2 separate regions of the Homo sapiens genome follow, and region 1 is linked to region 2. Evidence: chromatin loops called from intact Hi-C (ENCODE). Cell type or tissue: heart left ventricle. All regions are shown on one strand.

What was found. A loop is a pair of places that touch in the nucleus more often than their neighbours do. Peaks named below come from ENCODE experiments on the same cell type or tissue, not always from the same donor. Only the 100,000 strongest peaks of a DNase experiment are listed, where the experiment ranks them.
Region 1: a loop joins it to region 2, with 5 times the contacts of the local background. A loop is called at or near these places in 16 of 110 quality-filtered maps.

What each region holds. Positions count from the first base shown.
Region 1 is chr7:19,664,666-19,667,165 of GRCh38, reverse strand. All of the region lies in intron 4 of LOC105375180 (a long non-coding RNA gene), which reads right to left. Among named protein-coding and RNA genes, the nearest start is that of MIR3146, 40 kb to the left of the region's middle. In heart left ventricle, a CTCF peak has its summit at 1,533; no DNase peak of the experiment used is centred here.
Region 2 is chr7:17,673,463-17,675,962 of GRCh38, reverse strand. No RefSeq gene overlaps it. Among named protein-coding and RNA genes, the nearest start is that of LINC02889, 120 kb to the right of the region's middle. In heart left ventricle, no CTCF peak of the experiment used is centred here; no DNase peak of the experiment used is centred here.

The sequences.
Region 1 (2,500 bases), 2.0 Mb before region 2:
AAAGGAGATATTCTACATTCCATATCACATCTTTCAGACATGTTTGAAAATTTCGATAAATATGTCATTAAACGATCCATTAAGTAAAGTTATTTTCTACCCTTCAGCTTTTCCTCTAAGGGGTTTTCAAGATAGTCCATTTAGGTTAAGCAAGTACTTGTCAGGTAAGTCAGGGTGTAATAACGAAGTATTTTTAGCCCAGGAGACTCCCACTGGATCTTACTCAATTTGTTCATCTTGGTTTTTATTACGACATTTAAAATCAGACTTAATATTTTTTACAAGGCTAATTTATACTGACCTAAGATAAAGCTTACCTTTTAATTCTTGCACTGTTAGACTCATTGTTGGACTCAGACATTTACATATATACATACATAGTCCAAGTGTTTTTAAAACTTCATTAATAACAGCAATATCAGCTTAATCATTCATTTAAAATGTTATTTCTCATTTGTTTGTTAAAAAAATTAGTCCTTCTCAGATAATTTTTAAAATTCGCTTAGTTTTGTAAATAAGACACTTTGTCCTTGCTATGCAAATGGAAAGATTGCATGAAGGAGTGCATGGGTGTGAGCCTTGGCAGAATTAGGTTCAAACCTTTGGGTGGATTACTTAATTCTGAACCTCTGTTTTCTCATCTCTCAAATGGGGACAATAATATTTGTCTTGTAGGGATGTTAAAGTTCTAGAAATAGTATAAGAAAAGGAATCAGTCAGTGGCTGGCAGTAGTTGTTGGCCCACAATTAATGGCAATAATTTGAAACCAATAACTTCTACAACCCACAGATTTAATTTTTTTCCCTGAAAGAAAACTCAGCTCTCTTAACAGGTATTCTTTCTTTAGTCTAGCATCCAAGAAAAATTTGTTTATGCAGTATATATTTATGTTAGAGATTGTATTCCTTAAAAAAGAAAAAACAAAACAAAATAATAATTGATATTTATAAAAACACCCTTAAAACTTCTAGATATTTTTACTATTAAATTAAAAATGATTAATATCAGATTTTAAAATGGTAATGGCTATCAACATTTCCAGAATAACTTTTTCTTCCACTTTTCTTTTAAATATTGGATTTCTTTTCACTGTAAACATAATACCATTGTTATCAAGTACGTTTTTCCTTATGGTGTATAAAATTATTTATATTATATGATATATACATATACATTTAGTTTTTAATTTGAAATTTTCTAAGATTTCTTCTAGTCTATGCCTTGGTTTTCCTTAGAGAAAACTAACCCAGCACTTGTGTTTTTAATTTAAAATGTATTTTTAATCAAAATATGCATATTAAAATTAGTCCATGATATTACCTAGTATCAGTGTTTTGTTCTTCTCAAAGTTTTTTTTTCTTCAAATTAGGTGAAATTTTGCTCTTGAGTAGTCAATAGTTGAGAAGTCATTATTTAAAAATCAATACATTTTCTGGTATTTCTTCAAAGAGAGAAAGTCAAGGAAAAGCTTCTATTTCAGAGTCAATAGATTTGTAATCATTTATTTGTTGTTGAAGGAATTTCTATGCATTTTTCATACTCTACCACAAGGTGGAGTATTGCTTTAAATATTGGACCTTTTTACCCCATGTGTTCCCAACTAGACTAATTCTATTATGTAGGTAAACGGTGAAATAAAATTTTGGTGAATGTTAACAGAACTTTGGGCAGTAAAATTTTGATCACTAAAGGATTCACCTGATAACTACTAAGGTATATTAAGAAAAAAAGCCATAAATATTGCATTCAATGGCCCTCAACAGAAGAAAGCAAATTTATTCCACTGTAGGGACTTTATGACATAAGTCTTGAAATGATATTTAACTTTCATATATCTTTTTCCTCAAAGGCAGGAGTGTCATAGCCTACTGTTTAGATAATTTACTTCTATTTTGTATATATGCATTAATTGTGATAATGTAGTCTGTGCTGAAGAGCATTCATTGAATTCCATTACATTGTTTTGAAATGACGGCTGTGCTACTGAATTGCTTTAGAATCATGCTGAAAACTTACCAGAACAAAATTTTTTATTGACACTAAATAATTTCTAGCTGAGGTACAGTCAAAGGAAATCCTTCAATTACTCGATGCTGCTTTTAATTCAGAGCAAGCAGATGATCTCCCCAGAAGCTAAGGCTACTTGCAGGAATTTTTATGGATTTAACGGTCATGAGATTACATCTCTCTGACATCTCTCTGCCTTACCACTCTTGTTTGTAACTCTACAGGCTAATGGCAGGGGCTATGATAGGTAGCAACATAGATATAACAGAATCACAAATGACAGTTATTTATGAATGTGAAGAATGCATGCTTAAATAGTATCCAGTGGCTCACCTCTCAGACCTCTATGAGAAGACAAATGAAATGTTTGAAGTGCTGCACATGACTTAGACCAAAATGTCTCATATTCTCATTCAGACATATCTATTTTTTAAAAAAAATTTCAACTTTTGAACATTGGATGAAGAAGTAAAAAAGAAAAAGAGGATTTTT
Region 2 (2,500 bases):
TGACTATAGGCTATTGAGTCAGAATGTTTTTGTTGTTATTTCACCTTGGTTAATTATCCTCTTCAACCGACTCTCATACTGTCTACAATCAAGATAGCATTCCTATTAATCTTTCATGGGAGGCGTTGCAGAATCTATCTAATGTTTTATTTTGTAAGCATATTTTTAAGCATTTTAGTAGTTTTCCATGTTTACTGTATTTGTTTGTATTCAGACAAATGAATGTTTCAAATGTTAAAACTCATACTGAATGCTACTACGGGCCAGTTATGGATGATGTAAAGATGAATAAGACAAGGCTCCTGCCCTCCAAGAACTGTAGAGCTGTGGTGGCAAAGAGAGGCAGTAACCTGGCAATTCCAAGTCAGGGATGAGGCAGACACCATTGGTTCTCTGTTCAACAGTCACTCTTTCTGTCTTCCTGGCTAACTGGGCCCTGATTTAAAAATAAATAAATAAATAAAGCAGCAAGATGCCCAAAGAAGGTAGGCCTCATTATTCAGGGATGCATTATGATTGGTTAAAGCCACTTAGGTAATCCTGTTCCCCTTTACCATGATTGGCTGGAATGGCCATGTGGCCTTCTTCCTGGCCAGTGAGACAAAAGTTAGACTCTTCTGGAAAAGCATACCTGGAAAGGAAATCCTTTCCACTAATCAAAAATGGAGACAAGTGGGTAGGATATCGCTCCTTCTCTTCCTGCTTTTGAGAGTGGTTTTGAGGTGATGGTGGTTGGAGCTTGAGGAGCAATTTTCTAACTCGTTGGGGATGGTTGATGGACAGATAGAAAGGAGATCGTCCTTGATAACAATGTAGAACTGAACTAACCGTGCTACCAACTTTCTCCAGAATTCTTGTTCTGTGAGGTAGTAGTGATAATAATCTCCTCTTGCTTCAGGCACTTCTAGTTACTTATTAAATTACCGGCACCTGAAAAAAAACTCTACTTGATAGGTATTTCAGTAAAGTTAGGTACAAATCCCTAAAGAAGCACAGGAGACAAGAAGGTAATTTAGCTGGGGGAATGAGAGAGGGTCTCCTAGATAAGGTGAACTTTGAGCTTTGTTTTGAAGAACAAGTAGAAATTCACTAGGAAGAAATGGCAGGGAAGGGCATCCAGGAAAGGCACGTAGAATGGCCTGGAGGCATGAGGGCCCTGGCCTCTCTAGACTACAATGTGGTTTTAGATGCCCAGAGTACTTTAGATGCTCAGTGGAATGGATCTCATAACATGAGGAGATTTCAAATTCACTTACATGAGATTGTTAAAGGTTTCAAATTAAGTATACAGTCTGAGATGTACAGTAACCTATAATCTTGATTTAGAAGCCTTGAATCTACATCCTGTGGCTTTGAGTTTGGAAACGGAGGGGCAGTGAACAAGTGACGGCAGAGCACACAGTGTGGTTTCCAAGTTCTCTGTTTTTTTTTTTTTTTTTAATTGTTGTTCACAGCTCGGCAACTTTTATGAAGCATTCGAAGTTTGGTTCTTTTGTTAGTGCAGGTCATCTGAGAAGCAGATGAAAAGACATGAATAAACATGTAAGGATTTTATTAGGGGAACAGCCTTGTGAGAGGAAATGGAGAGTGAGCAGGGTGAGGCCACGGGACTGGGATGCAGTTGCAACATAGACAAGGAAAGAGGGAGGGAGGGTTGTGTGAAAGTGCCCTAGGCCACTGTGCAGTCTAAGGAAGGTTCGGAAAGGCCATGGGTCCTCAAGCCAGAGTCATGGTCAGCACAGTCTTCTGTCCCCCAATAAAGAGCCTGCCTCCGCATCCCTGCCCCATGCAAAGCAGCCAATGGGAAGCCCAACCTCGGCACAAACATGGCAATGGATCTTAGAGCACAGCTGCTGGGGCCACATATTCCTTGCAGTTGGACGTTTGCAAGGATTTTCTGTTTCTTTTCAAAACATTGCCTTAAAAAGAAAACTGCTAAGAGTGGTGATGGAATTATAAAAAAAATCAAATATTTTATACATTTTTTTAGGTAAAATTCTTAACCTTTTTTGGGTCATGGGACCCATTCAGCACTTGATTTCAGCTATGGACTCTAGCATGACCCATTGGCCTCGTCTTAGCTTCCTGAGCCCCCAGCTTTCCCGCAGCTGGGCTCCCAATATCTGCTGCTGCAGCACCTCCACAGCTTCCCACTTGATGACACCTGGAGCTCTTCTGCCATTGCTTGTCCTCCTTCTTGGATAGACTCATGGTTCAGCAGCTGCAAGCATACTTTCGCTTGAAAGATACCTTGGCTAAGAGTATTTATGTTTTGCCCTTCAGGGCCTCTATAGTTCACTTCCAATCTCAGAACTATCTCTGAATCCTCACTGAGTATTAATTCCTAGACTATCTAAAGGATGAGATTACTTCTATTAATGTGTTTAGATCTATTAACGTGCCTTGTCCACATGGTCAACTGGCACCTTTTCCTGTCTTCCTTAGTCCATATGAGCTCTTTGTCTCAAATTTAGGGTTGACAACCTAGACTATGTTCTTG